Linked DNA regions of Homo sapiens: region 2 is linked to region 1. A link is a loop called in an ENCODE intact Hi-C map of the cell type or tissue named here. Cell type or tissue: MCF 10A. All regions are shown on one strand.

Region 1 (8,000 bases):
ATGGCGGGAAGGCAGAAAGAGAAGGGTTCATGGTCTCCACAAAGTTGCTGATTGGTTAGACAAATTGCTAAGATTGATTGTTGGCAATTGATGAGTGGTTTGTAGTTGGTTTTTGCTATCTGAAGGCGTGAATGCACCCCACTGGCTGTAGGCATGAATCTTTGACATGAGATAAGGAGGATGACTGGAGAATTTCCTAACTCAGGAGCTGCCAGAGAGACTCCAGCTTCTGTCAATTGAGGTATTCTACATCCACAATGCTGACAGGTATCAGTCACTTTTTAGCCATTTGAACATGTTCAAAGAGCCATTTCTTGGTACAGGGTTATTTTTTTACTTGTTTGACCATATGTAGTTTTAATTTTAGCAGTTAATTTTCACATTTTTCATCCATTTTTTGGAATGTTACCTTTTGGTCTTTTATTTTAAAAAATCATAACGACATTTTAATCCTTTGCTTTTAAAATGAGGAACAGGAAGCACTAGCATAAAGGGAGAGTTCTAAGGATCCTATTCAAACCCTGAAAATATGGGACACCCCTTTTTCTCCTCCCCGAAACTCTGTAGGGCTTTTGATGATTGGAAAAACATTTCGAATCCCAGCCTCAGATAAGGAAAGGCAATTTCAAGAAGTCAGCCCCCCTGGGAAGAGTCACACTTCCACTACAACTAAATGAAACAGAGAAAATAGCTGAACACTTGGAAGAATCAGCAGCTCTTCATTTTTCTAGTAACATATGCTACCTAGATACCCATAGATGTTTTTGTATTTATATGACGATGCCATTGTTCCAGGAACAATGTTCAGACCCCATAGCTTATACTAACACTAAATTCAGAAAATGTCAAATGTAGTGAGATGAATATAAGTTGATCAGTTCTGACCATGAGATTCAAATTCTACCTAGGGATGTTAGGTAATTCAGAAAATGAGGTAATGTCATGTGTCTTTAGTGACTTAGAGTATGCTGAGGTGACATCAACCCACAGAAACACAAATTAGAGCCAATGAATCAATTACAGCTGAGAGAGGCTGGGGCCTCTCTCAAGTCGATTGAAAGTTGTGGCCTTTGAAAGGACAGTGAGGCCAGAAGAAGAGGCATTTGCAAAGCAGAGAAACATTTAAAAACATTTAATCTAAAACATAAAATGTCTTACCAGTCATTCTCTTCTCCATTTCAGCCTCCACTCATACTGCCATGCTAGATATTTTTTCATGGCCTGATAGCAATTTGGATTATATTTTCCATTTCTGGGAAGTTTGTCTTCATAATAAAATAAGGTCCCACTTGTTTGAAGCCAAGTGCATGGTGAGACAGAAAGGAATGTCTCTTCTAGGCAACCACCAGGGGGTAGTCTGGATCTGATTTTAGAGTAAGTGAGGAGCCCAAACTGAGGTGGGTTTGAGAATTCAGGGTTTTTTTTGGTGTGTGTGCCCATTCTTGGTTTCGGTCTTTAAACCTTGGGAATCCAGTTTCAGGACTGCGTTATACTTTGGGCATAAAGAAACTTTCCAAAAGCAATTTGTCTAATCATATTTTGAGAGGCTTCTTGACTTCTTCCTCAACAAATGGCTTTTTAACATCTGCACTGGTGAATCTAGGCCTGGGGTCCCAACTAAGCTCTCAACCCTCAGAACTTCAAACCTTTCACCTTCAAATGACCCCGAGATTAACAAGCTGATTTCCTTGAGGTCACAATAACCTGGAATAAGTCTCCAAAGCATAGATACCCTTAAAAAGCCAGAGGAAACAAATTAGCATTCTGAGTGGGAACTGTCCTATCAGTCACTTTGCCTCTTAAGGACAATTAAAATGTGGTCAGGCTGGCCGGACGCGGAGGCTCAAGCCTGTAATCCCAGCACTTTGGGAGGCCAAGGCGGGCGGATCACGAGGTCAGGAGATCGAGACCATCCTGGCTAACACGGTGAAACCCCATCTCTACTAAAAATACAAAAATTGGCCGGGCGTGGTGGCGGGCGCCTGTAGTCCCAGCTACTCGGGAGGCTGAGGCAGGAGAATGGCGTGAACCCGGGAGGCAGAACTTGCAGTGAGCCGAGATCGCGCCACTGCACTCCAGCCTGGGCGACCGAGCCAGGCTCCGTCTCAAAAAAAAAAAAAAAAAATGTGATCAGGCTGAGAAGCCAAAATATAATTCCATAATTTTAATTAGAATATGACTTTCACTGTATCTGATTCATCCAGATAAGTCAGTTTTATTTCTTATTTATTTTATTTTTATTGAAAAATTGGAATGGTAAAAATTTCTAATAGTACTGGAGGCTAGAAAATAAAAAGTAAAATACATTTCTACTCCATAGTCCATCTCCCTTTTCCAGAGATAACCACTACCAATAGGGTCTTGTTTATTCTTCTAGAAAAAAATGTATACATAAACATATATATTCCATTTTTTAAACGAGTGAGAACATCTCATGTACACACATCTGTGTTTTGCTTTTTCATTTTATTTTTACTATATGTTTTTTTGGGAGGTTCCTTGAGAAAATGTCTTTATGATTATGGTTGAGTATACATCTTGGCAAAACTGCTAAGTCTGTGTTTACGTGTATTTGAATTTTTGTTTTATTGAGGTATAATTGATATGTGAAAAATTTTCATGTTTAATGTATATATTTTGATGTATCTGGATATATGCATACATCTGTGACCCCATCATCACAATCAAGATACTAAACATATTTTAGTTTTTGTTTTCATCTCCAAAAATTTTCTTGTGTTTTTTTTGTGTTTTGTGTGTGTATGTGTGGCAAGAATACTTAACATGAGATCTCCTCTTAACATATTTTAAAGTGTACAGTAGCATGTTATTAACTATAGGCACTATGATGTATAGCAGATCTATAGAACCTCTTTATCTTGCATAATAGGACTTTGTACTCATTGTGCACCAACTCCCCTTTCCTGTATTTTAATTTTTTGATGGATATTACCAGGTTGCCTGCCAAGGAGACTGCCCCAATTTCTACTCTGATTATCATAATTTGAAAGTATTCATTTCTCCGTACCATGGCCAATACAGTACTTTCAAAACTTTTGATCTGTGACACTATATTGGATAAAAGGTATATCCCACTGTTTGAGTTGGCATATCTTTAGTTATAAGTCAGTTTGAATATCTTCTGACCTGCATATAAGCCTTTTGTAATTCCTTTTCTTAGGTTTCATCTGGATTATCATGTTGCCTTCTGGCACCTTTGAGGACAAGAACAACACACAGTCTTTGAGGTCATATTGTCATTGGTGTTGGCAATGACATTTAGCAGCTGTGTGTAAACACAGTATTGTTTCATTATAAAACTGTGGTGAAAGATAAGGGTACTTTGATTGTTATAGTGGGAGAGAAACATTATACATCCCATCTGACAGGCACTTGATTAGTATTGTGATACCACACAGTCTATGCTCTGTAAAATGTTTGCATTTCCCTTTGAAATGGATTTTACTCCTTTACTCCTTAAATAAAAACATTCCTCATAATTCTTATACCATAAACTGCTACAAACAGCCAGATTTATTTTTGTCAACTTGTATTTGAAAATCTTTTGCAGCATTATTTTAGTCTTACGAAAAAGCAAATTGGTCATGATTAACATTTAGAAATATCTTTTTAGTAAGCAAACATTTTCATTCAGTATATTCTCTGGCAATGCCTTTTTGAGCTGCTTGGCTTATAAACACATAATATACACTAATTGTGGAAACCAGGAAGCTGGTATTCTCTCTTATTTTGGTAGAAGCTGCTTTGCATAGGTTGTATTTATTAGCTATGCTGGTGACACACATCGTCTGTGACTAATGTGGAAATGCTGATAGTTTACAAGCAGCAGATAAAATAGGCCTTAGGATGTGAATAAATTTAGGATCAGTACATATTTTTAAAATCCTGCTAAAAACCAAGATAAAAATAAAGAAGCAAAGATGGTTTTCATTATTATCATGACCAGTACTTTTAAAATGGTTTTCTTAGTGAGGAATAGCAGCCTCAGGGCAGGGGAAATATAATGGGATTAAAATAAAACTAGTGCCATGATCTTAATGTCTAAATAGATTAATTTTACCGACACAGGAAGCTATAATATCATGTCTCTGGTAATAACTGGAACATTCTTGGCCATGTTTTTGGAATTTACACGAGTGGCATACTCTAATCTCTAGGGGAAGCCTAAAGATTCCCAAAGATTCCCCACTCATTTCCTACCCCACCACCTGTGGCAGACAGATTTTAATATGGCTTTTGAGGTCTGTGTCTCCTGGTGTTCATACCTTTGTACAATACCTCCCCTAACTGTGGGTGAAATTGTTGACTTGCTTCTAATCAATACAATAGAGCAAAGATGATGGGATGCCACCTCCACGATTATGTTATGTTATAGAAGGTTCTATCATCCTGGCAGTATTCTATGGACTAATTTCCTGGTTTTGAAGAAGCAAGCTGCCATATTGTGGGCTGCCTGTATGGGTATAATGAGAAAAACCAGGAATTGTATTAAAAAACATTCCTCCCAAACTAGGAGGGAGCTGAGAGACCAAAGAATGACTCAGACAAATCCAGATTGGCAAGTAGAGGAGTTTATTAGGACTTACATGTGAGGCACTCCTGGATGGCAGCAAGACAACTTTAGAGATCCATGCTGCTTCCCATTCTTAAGCTGCTTTTAAGCTAATTTTCTGGCTCTTTGCCTACTGCATGTGTGTGTGTGTGTGTGTGTGTGTGTGTGTGTGTGTGTGTGTGTGTGTGATGGGACTGTTTTCCTTGGTAGGTTCTCAGATACTCTCTGGGATGTTTGGGTTCTCAAGGACACCTGCTCTTGGGCTGGGCACTGTGGCCTTGGCACATTGCCTGGCCTTCAGGGTTCAGGCAGTGGACATATAACCTTGCGTAACCAGGTGGGTGACTCACCATGCTACAGTGGGGAGGCCCATATGGCAAAGCACTGAAGGTGACCTGCAGAAGATGAGGGCCTCAGTCCTATAGCTGCAAGGAACTGAATTCTACCAACAACCATGTGAGTTTGGATAGAAACCCCAGGCTCAGTATCAGCTCTGACTGAGACCTTGATTGCAGCCTTGTGAGACTCTGAAGCAGAGAACCCAGATAAGCTGTGCCTAGGCTCCTGACCCGAAGAAACTATGAGAGAATAAATGTGTGTTGTTTTAAGCTGCTAAATTTGTGGTACACCACAAATAAACCACTAGACAAGAAACACAGTCTGTGGCATGTTGTAGTTTTGTTCATAATAGTCACTGTCCTTCTCTTGGAGCAAATGATACTTCCATTGGCATCACATAATATGTGGTATCCATCCCAACAGAAGGGTCATACATTTTTGCCTTTTAAACTTGGGAGTGACCATCTGATTTTCTTTGGCCCATTGAATCTGGACAGAGGCAGAAACTTTGAGAGCCAGTTTGAGGTTAGGCATATTTTTCTTTTCCCCTCTTCACCAGGCTGTCTGATTTGTGTTGAACGTGTAGTAGCAACCAAAAGTAAACTTTCCCTTTTGTAAGCCGTTGAGATTTTAGGTTACTACAGCATAACCTAGTCTTTCCTCCTGAGAAGAAATAATTCTGTCAATGACACAACTGGGTCAAGTTGCCATGCAGAGTTTTTAAAATTTTGTGGCAGGCTCCTTTAGATGGCTTTCCTCATTGTATTATCTTCCTTTGGTGATTGCTTCACAGATCATTCTTCTGTGTCTTCCAGAAACAATCTGGTGCAATCGGATAGTCTGGAGTTGAATGTTCTTGGGACTCTTATCTGAACAACCTTCTTGAGATTAGGTTACAGAGCAAGGGGAAGGAAAGGTGAAGTGTACTACTCAAGCCTTAGAAAAAGGCTGCTTCTATGGGCTAATTTTTGCATCCTCTTCCTTACTTTTTTAGAAGAAAGATTTCAAAGAGCAAGGTTAGGATGGTGTCCAGGAAAGGAACAAAGAGGCTATTTTGTCTGCTTCTTGTTGGGAGAAAGGATTCCTAAGACCGTAAGTGGTACAGCTAAGTTCTCAGGGCGAGAAACCAAGTCCTAACTGGTATAAACAGTGTTTCTTCTCTCAAAATGTCCACCATGCTATGACTCCTCAAGATTTAGCCATGTTAAGTAGCTAGTAAAGGACAGAGGGATTTTTAGGTTCCTAGCATTTCTCTCTTTGGAGATCCAATGAGCACTGCTGATGGTACTTAAATATTGAAGGATAGTAGAGGAAGGCAAGATGATATGTTTCCCTCAAATGCTACCTTAATTGATCATTTAATGAAGGACAGGACATTTTCAGAATTTGCATTCTTGTCAGAGTATAGAACAGAGACTATTTCTAAATTCCTTTGGAAATATTTTAATGTGAAATAGGATAATTTTCTACACAATGCTTAACGTTGACTAATATTGACTTACCGTCACCTGAATCAGCAGACCTGGGTTGGAATTCTTACTGTTTCATTTGTTTTTATATTTTTTATTTTCTTTTCCCTCTAGATTTATTGAGTCATAATTGACAAAAAAGTTATATATTTGTGGTACACAAAATTATAATTTGCTATATATACATTATGAAATTATTGCCACTATCAAGCTAATTAACGCATCTCTCCACTTAGTTACCGTGTGTGGAGGGGTGTGTGTGTGGTGAGAACATTTAAGATCTCTCAGCAAACTTCAAGTACACATATGTTAATAATACTGTTGTTTACTCTGCCATTTAATTGATTGTATGCCCTTGGATAAATGTCTTCAACTCTGTGATTCAGTTTCTTCATCTATAAAATATACCTATCTCCCATGATTTTTAAAGAATTAACTAGTACATGTAAAGTGCCTGATTAATAAACTTAACGTACTCTTATTAATTGCCACATGTGCTTTACAACAGACAAACTTCTTACCATATTGTTGAAGAGGAGACCTCATATGCCCAAATGTCAATTCATATACTTTCAGTTGGTTTTTTCCTGTGCTTCCAGATTGGCTATTTCACACATTTATTAGAATAACTGTAGAAATCACAGCTTTCTTTAAGCCTCTTTTCTTGTTACACTCCTCCTACCAGCTGTTTTTTCTCTAGCAACAAAGTTGGAACTATAGTTTAAAAAAAAAAAACTAGTTATGCCGATAAAGGAGAAAAAAATATTTTTGCTTCAGATGCAGTCACTTGCTTCCTTTGTATCAGGAAAGGAATCAGGCAGCTATCAACTAAACACAAAGGTTCTGATATGCACCATACCTATTTGTCACTGGCAGCCCTGCCTAGGTCAATAGCATAATAAAATTTCCTTCTAGGGCAAAAAGATTGACCTGAGAATGGGACAGAATTCGTAATTAATTGGTGGAGGCTGAGGAAAACTGGTAGAGTGTCAAAATCAGGATGTCTCTAAGTGAGATGAAAGTTTCAGAGGTTTTTGATTCAGGTGGACAGGATTTGGGCTAAGGGAGGCTTTAGGATGGCCATGATTCTTGTTGATGTTTGGTAACTAGAGTATAAGGACTGAGGCTTGATTGAAATAAGATGAAGAATCTGGAAGCATGACTCATTCCTGAAGACAAAGTTTCTACAGGAATTAGGAGTTAGATAGGACCACAGGTGTCCAGGGTAGAAGGCTAAGCTGTATTAAGCCTGGGGGTACTGCATGTCTGATGGGAGTAGATTAGGAAAGCTGTAGCTCACTGACCACTGAAAACCACAAACACTGAGAAACTCAGAAGGAACCACCAGCCTGACTGTCCCTGGTAAGAGCTTGGCTATGGCTGAACTCCCAAGAGGAAGACACTATACCTGGCAGCTTGGGTGAGGCTGAGACAGACACATAGAGTTGAAACCTGCAGTGCATTATTTTCTTTGTCTTTTCAAAGCAGAGCCATTTTATATTTAAAGGGGTCAAAAGTACAACCCCTACTGTTGTTAGCTCCCAGCTGTTTGCTGACATGTGTGGAAATGAAAATTTGGGAGGGGCTGGTCCTTGACCTCATTAGCATGTGTGGTTTTA
Region 2 (8,000 bases), 420 kb before region 1:
AAACCAATCATGCCTTCCCAACAGTCCCCCAAATTTCAGCATTAACTCATAAGTCCACAGTCCCAGGTCTCATCTGAGACAAGGAAAGTCCCTTCTGCCTATGAGCCTGTAAAATTAAAAGCAGGTTAATTACTTCCAAGATAACAATGGCGGTACAAGCACTGTAAATACACCCATTCCAAATGGGATAAATTGGCCAAAACAAAGGGGCTACAGGCCCATGCAAGTCCGAAATTCAGTAGGGCAGTCAAATCTTAAAGCTCCAAAATGATCTCCTTTGACTCCGTATCTCACATCCAGGTCACACTGATGAAAGAGGTGGGTTTCCATGATGTTGGGCAGCTCTGCCCCTGTGGCTTTGCAGGGTACAGCCTCCCTCCTGGCTGCTTTCACAGGCTGGCATTGAGAGTCTGCAGCTTTTCCAGGCACATAGTGCAAGCTGTCAGTGGATCTACTGTTCTGATGGCCCTCTTCTCACAGCTCCACTAGGTAGTTCCCCCGTGGGGACTTTGTGTGGGGGCTCCCACCCCACATTTCCCTTCTGCACTGCCCTAGCAGAGAGGTTCTCCATGAGGGCTCCACCCCTATAGCACACCTCTACCTGAACATCTAGGCGTTTCCATACATCCTCTGAAATCTAGGTGGAAGTTGCCAGACCTCAGTTCTTGACTTCTGTGCACCTGCAGTCCCAACACCACATGTAAGCCACCAAGGCTTGGGGTTTGCACCCTCTGAAGCAACAGTGTACATTGACCCCTTTTAGCCACGCCTGGGACACAGGGTACCAAGTCCTGAGACTGCACAAAGCAGCAAGGCCCATGAAACCATTTTTTTCTCATAGGCCTCCCAGCTTGTGATGGGAGAGGCTGCTGGGAAGACCTCTGACATGCCCTGGAGACATTTTCCCCATTGTCTTGGCAATTAACATTTGGCTCCTCATTATTTCTGCAAATTGCTACAGCTGGCTTGAATTTTGCCTCAGAAAATTGTTTTTTCTTTTCTGTCACATAGTCAGGCTGCAAATTTTCTGAGCTTTTATGCTTTTCTTCCCTTTTAAACATAAGTTCCAATTCCAAACCATGTTTTTGTGAATGAATAAAACTGAATGCTTTTTTTTTTTTGGGAGATGGAGTCTTGCTCTGTCACCCAGGCTGGAGTGCAGTGGCGTGATCTTGGCTCACTGCAAGCTCCGCCTCCTGGGTTCATGCCATTCTCCTGCCTCAGCCTCCTGAGTAGCTGGGACTACAGGCGCCCACCACCACGCCCGGCTAATTTTTTTTTGTATTTTTAGTAGAGACGGGGTTTCACCATGTTAGCCAGGATGGTCTCGATCTCCTGACCTCGTGATCCGCCCACCTTGGCCTCCCAAAGTACTGGGATTACAGGCGTGAGCCACCGCACCCAGCCAAAACTGAATGCTTTTAAGAGCACCCAAGTCAACTCTTGAGTGCTTTGCTGCTTAGAAATTTATTCCACCAGATACCCTAAATCATCTCTCTCAAGTTCGAAGTTCCACAGATCTCTAGAGCAGGGGCAGAATGCTCCCAGTCTCTTTGCTAAAGCATAGCAAAAATCACCTTTGCTGCTCCAGTTCCCAATAAGTTCCTCATCTCTGTTGGAGACCACCTCAACCTGGACTTCATTGTCCATATCAAGATCGGCATTTTGGTCAAAGCCATTCAGCAAGTCTCTAGGAAGTTGCAAACTTTCCCACATTTTCCTGTCTTCTTCTGCACCCTCCAAACTATTTCAACCTCTCCCTGTTACCTAGTTCCAAAGTTACTCCCACATTTTCAGGTATGTTTACAGCAGCAACCCGCTCTACCGGTACCAATTTACTGTATTAATCTGTTCTCACACTGTTAATAAAGATATACCTGAGACTGGGTAATTTATAAAGGAAAGAGGTTTAATTGACTCACAGTTCCACATGGCAGGGGAGGCCTAACAATCATGGCAAAAGGCAAAGGAGGAGCAAAGGCACATCTTACATGGCAGCAGGCAAGAGAGCATGTGCAGAGGAACTGCCCTTTATAAAACCATCAGGTCTCAAGAGACTCACACACTATTAGTGGAACAGCCACATGGGGGTAACCACCCCCATGATTCAATTACCTCCCACCAGGTCCCTCCCATGACGTGGGGATTATGAGAACTGCAATTCAGGATGAGATTTGGGTGGGGACACAGTCAAACCATATCAATTAGTAATTAGCATTTTTTGTTTTTGGGTTTTTTGAGACAAGGTCTGGTTTGGTTCTGTTATCCAGGCTGGAGTGCAGTGGCATGATCTTGGCTCAGTGCAACCTCCACCTCCCAGGCTCAAGTGATCCTCCTGCCTCCACCCTCTAATAAGCTGGGACTGTAGGTGTGTCAGCATGTCAAATAATTTTTTTATTTTTTGTAGAGACAGGATTTTGCCATGTGCCCAGGCTGGTCCCAAAACCCTGAGTTCAAGCAGCCTGCCCACCTTGGCCTCTCAAAGTGCTGGGATTACAGGCATGAGCCACTGCACCCAGCCTAGTGATCCAGTTTTAATATGAAATGGTGTCATATTAGAGCCTTAGATTATGTACTTATTAATAAATCTAAAAATGGTTTTGAAATGTATATAAAATATATGTTGTGTATGCACAAATGAATACAAAATATAAAATATAAAATATACACATTCATTTCTATACATACAAAATTTAGATGTGTATATATATTTGTGTATGTGTATATATTTGTATATAAATAGAATATATACACATTATAAATGTGTATAAATACAAAATAATGCATATATATATTATGTAGTCCTAGCTACTGGGAGGCTGAGGCAAAAGGATTGCTTGAGCCCAGGAGTTTATTATACAAAATAATGTGTATATACATTTTGTATTTGTACAAAATAATGTGTACATGTATACAAATATAAATGATATATATACCCAAATATAAGTGAAATATTTACACACACACACAAATACAAATGAAGTTGTTTTATAGTCAAAACCCTGCCCTCTAGTGTTTATGGAAAATATGCCGTTATTTCAGAAATGTCAGATTAAGTATATTCTCTATGTCACCAGTAGAGTGAGTCCTTGTACAGGGAAACAACTTCTCCACATTTTGAGAAAGTTGAAATCTTCAGACTTTTATTTTCTTCAAAATCAAATTGATATATTTTATCAATATGCGACATCATACTTTTATAAAAATATCTTTGTGACAGGTTATGTATTTTATCACCTAAAATAAGCAATAATATTAATGTAAGCATTTTTCCTAATTATATAAAAGTAATTCAGATTCTTTATTGAAAATTCCAAAAAAGAAAAAGAAAAATGGAAATAATCAAGGAAAATTACTGCTGACATTTTAACATATATTTTTCCATTCTTTATGCATATTTTAAAAATTGAAATTGGGATCACAATGTATATACTTTTTTGTAAGAGAGTAAAATAAATCATATATAACTGGTTTGTTAAAATAGTAGTCTTTTGCTATCTCTGCAGACTTAAGTACCTGGGTTTTTTTTTTTTTAACAGAATAGTTGAAGTGGGAAAACCATTTGAGAAGACCATATTTACTGTGACTATCAATTGTGTTTCCTTAGAAACAAACCCCTCAGAGGAAGAAAAAAAGTAACATTTATTACTGTTTAGTAAATATTAGGTGACATATTTAATGAAATCATCAGTTTGGGTCAATAATTCATAAGAAGAGGTTGAGATTAGAAATAAAAGCATTTTCCTTTATTCAAATTTTTTATGTTTACTGTTATATATTAGATAAATCTTAGCAATTTTCACTTTTACGTAAGCACAAGATGTTTAGGAAATACAAGATAGAGAACTTTGCAAGATATATTTCCAGATAGGTACTTAATGGACTTCAACAGGCATATTTTTTGGAAAGATGGTTCCATGTATTTGTAAACTTCGCTAAGTCAAAAGGTATAGTGCAATATCACATATATAAACTTGTCAATTAGTAAGCTATCCTTTTCTTTGTGTATTTAATCCAGTAGACTGGATGGAAAGTCTTGTTTTGGTTGTTATTAAAGGTTTGTTAACAGTGTTAAAGAACAAGAGGCAGAGGCAGTAAGTTTAGATTTTTTGGAATATCTAAATAGGCATTCCCATGTTTCACTATGTTATAATTCATTATCCTGCTTCTTCTACACTACCTACTCAACATCTCCAGTTCATTTCTCATCACTTTTCCCTGTTCATTGTCTGGGTTTTGTGAGTGATTTCCAAGAGACAAATGTAACAGTGTATATATAGTCAGTATTTTAACATTTTGGTTATCAGCTTTAATTATAGTTTTCAGGAGTTAATGCATCTAACTATGTTACCTACCCGTGGAAAAATACTGCATGCAAAGAAAAGCTAGAACTCTAAAGATAATCGTGGGCTGGGCATGGTGGCTTATGCCTGTAATCGCAGCACTTTGGGAGGCCAAGGTGGGAGGATGGCTTGAGCCTAGAAGTTTGAGACCATCCTAGTCAACATAGTGAGATGCTGCCTCTACAAAAAATTTTAAAAAGTATCCAGGTGTGGTGAAATGAGCCTGTATTCCTAGCCACTGGGAGGCTGAGGCAGAAGGATTGTTTGATCCCAGGAGTTGAAGGCTGCAGTGAGCTATTATATCGTGCCACTGCATTCCAGCCTCAGTGACAGAGCAAGATACGCTCTTTAAAAAAAAAAAAAAAAAAAAAAAGAACTTTGGGGTTCATTCTAGGCTTGGCCATTGGCAGCAGAACTTTAAAGTCCTCTTGATTGGGAAAATGTTAGTTATGGATACCAGCTGTGCCTTACAGTACATTTTCCTGAACAAGTCTACCTTTTAAGCTAATATTCTAGGATTTCTAGGGATGTCTTAAGAGAGTCCTATTAAACATTATGGGGGAACTAATGCCCTCCTAAGCCACCCATCTCGTAGGTGTTACTATTAGTCTGGTGTTTCCATTTTTTAATAGATGAAGAAACCAAGTCTCAGAAGTTTAAGCCACTTGCACAAAGTCAAGTAATTTGCAAGTAACATAGTTTGCAACTGACTGTTTATTTTTATTCACCATACTAGCTAACTTACCTCCTCTGCATTATGAAATTCATCATCAATAGGAGGAATTTCACTAATTGAAACAGCATCATTTTATTGACAATTAACAGGCACTCTGAGCTTTTGCTATGTGGCAGTTTTGCCCCCACAGTATTGCTAAATCAAAAGACTTTCTCTGTCTTTTCCATTGTTTTCTCCTAGTACCTGTATTCCACTTTAAGACTGCACTCCACGGTTCACATCACCTATGCTCAAGCTTCATCTAGTGGTGAAAGTATGTAGCTGCAGGTTAATAGTTATTCAGTGTGCTAGAAATAAAAACCACTCTGATAATAAATGTCACATCTAGGATAGAAATGTTACTCTATAGTAATAAGCTTAGTGGAAAAATGATAACATGAGTGATGGGTCGTATTGCTGACATGAAAAAATGTTCACTATTTAGATCAAACGTCAAATTTAACAGCATATACTCAAATAACCTTCACAGTAGGACATTAACATTGTAGGAATGTAAAACAACCTGGGGATTCCAAAATAAGTCATTCTTGGCAAGTAAAGTTGGTTTATTAATTTTAAGTCTAGTTAATTTGTATAACCTAAGCATACAGAGTAAAGTGGCAAGCGCCCCTAGCATGTAATGATTTCCGTAGCTGAAATCATTGTGAAGGGAGTTACTATGCCAAGGAAGCTCCTTAATAGGACTATTATTTTATGCTAAAGATATCCATAGATATTTATTTCCAAGGAGGAAAAAAAATCAATGCTTGTATTTAAAGTTGTGAGGATAGTTCAACTATATAAATGGAAATAAAGTACTGCTGGAAATTTCAAATTGCAAGCTTATGCTGATCAAAGGTATATAAAAGTAAGATTTCTGGTGAATTGGATATCTGAATCCAAAGCTTGGATTGTTGAATCATCCAGTGAGAAACTGATTTTAAATAATTTTCTCTCTGTTTTGAGAAATGCTATAGAAATAGCATGTCTTGCAGTCACAGCATTGTAGTTTTTGGAGCATGTCTCAGTTCTTAAATCTTCAGTTGACTTCTATGCTAAGAGATTTCTTATCCTGAATCTTACAAGTGAACATGAGTCTTTTTGAGGCATAGATTGAATTGTTTTGAAAAGAAATCTCCACCTTGAGTATAACTCTGTTCAGTTTAATGACCTCGAACATCTATGTTTATGCTAAAAATATTTTTGAAAGGCATGATTTAAAATTTTCCTAGATAGCTTTTAAAAGAGACCAAAACCTTCAAAGTCATCTCACAGATAGTCATTTTGAATTACCAGAAGTCAAACAAAATTATTATATTTTTATCATAACTAGACTCAGTTTTAAGCTACAGTATTCTTCAGGTGTCCTTTGAATAATTACATTTGTGCATTTCCTAGGCAGATTGGAAGACACAGTTGAATGTCTATTTTATAGAAGTCAGCATGAATTTACTCTTACATTTTTAGAGAAATTTGAAGTTTGGTATCTTCTCTTTAGATATATTATTGGTTGTATTTATGGCTTATTTGATATAGGGTTCATGGCCAAAATGCAGGGAAACTTCAGTTATTAGTGTTATATCATGATTTCTAGGCATATGCCAAGGTAAAGAGTGGTGTCTTTTTTTCACAAATGCCTGCTAAAATATAATCTATGAGATTAGATTGGGAATTTGCATTATTTCACAGTTAATATACAAATCAGCGGGTATCTGCTACCTTCCTCATGCTATCAATCTTTATTGTCTGATCACTATGAATTATCCATCTTTCCATTTCTTCTTCTTCCAACCACAAATAACATTTGATAAATATCCAGACACTCAATTTTAGAAAACATGCTTTTAATTTAATTTTTATTTAATGTAACATTATTTATATGCATCCTTGTTTAAAAAAATTGTATTGCCTTACAATGCAATCTGGAATCTGCAAAATAAATTGTAAGTGAGAAAGAAAAGGGAACAAGTTAATTTTAGTTTGAATTAATTTTTGGTAAATTGTTTTTAGTAACTATTTTAGAGAGTAACATGATCTATTACTCTTTTACATGTGTTACTTCCTATGTAAAGCGTTCTGTATGTAATTAGATGCTAACATTTGTGTGTGAGAGTGTGTTGTTAACTGTAGTAGGGAGCAGCAGATAGTAAAATACTTTGACATGTGAATTTCCTGGAACATTCAGGATTCAGTATTGGCATCCTGTATTATAATGTTACTTTTCTATTCAACATTAGTTTGGGTCTTTAAAATATTGTTATTAGGGTTTTTCTCTGACGTCTTCACATTGAGGGTTAGGAAGATAGAGAACAAATAAAACAGTTGAATCATAATATGCAATTCAAGAAAAGGGAACAAGTTGATTTTTGTTTGAATTGCTTGAAATTTGAAATTTCCAGCAGCACTCAGTTTTCTTTAATACAGTTAGCCTATCCTCATAACTAAATACAAGCACTGATTTTCCCTCCTTGGAAATAAGTATATGTGGACATCTTTAGCATAAAATAATATACGAGTGTTACAGGTTCTTAACTTGGGCATATATATAAGCCTTGGAGGTCAAAAACAGTGGGTTAGTTAGTATTCAAATTAGAAATTTCTTTTCCATGCAGACTAGATTTAACATTGAGCACAGTGAATTGACTCTACTACTCTTTGATACAGATTTTGGAGAGCTGCCTCTTTGTCGAATCAGATTCTTTATTGCCATGAACTAATGAAACAGATGTCAGATGGCTAATTGCAGTAGGAGAGAAAAGCTACTGACAAAAGAGATGGTTCAGGAACTTGGCCTTGATATTTGAGTATCATGAAATCTCATTATCTGGGGACTATTCAGAGCCATCAATTACAGTGCTGTCACTATTAATGAATATATTGATGGCATTGCACCGCGGCTTCTTGAAGTAAAGGGTTAAAGTACATGCATATTGTGTAAGATA

The links. Peaks named below come from ENCODE experiments on the same cell type or tissue, not always from the same donor. Only the 100,000 strongest peaks of a DNase experiment are listed, where the experiment ranks them.
Region 2: a loop joins it to region 1, with 8 times the contacts of the local background. A loop is called at or near these places in 2 of 110 quality-filtered maps.

What each region holds. Positions count from the first base shown.
Region 1 is chr2:153,161,911-153,169,910 of GRCh38, forward strand. It overlaps a transcript of GALNT13 not described here. Among named protein-coding and RNA genes, the nearest start is that of RPRM, 310 kb to the right of the region's middle. In MCF 10A, a CTCF peak has its summit at 1,352 (motif pointing right); DNase peaks (open chromatin) are centred at 1,351 and 4,891.
Region 2 is chr2:152,737,878-152,745,877 of GRCh38, forward strand. All of the region lies in intron 3 of ARL6IP6 (ARF like GTPase 6 interacting protein 6), which reads left to right. Among named protein-coding and RNA genes, the nearest start is that of ARL6IP6, 23 kb to the left of the region's middle. In MCF 10A, CTCF peaks have their summits at 3,066 and 5,348; a DNase peak (open chromatin) is centred at 3,054.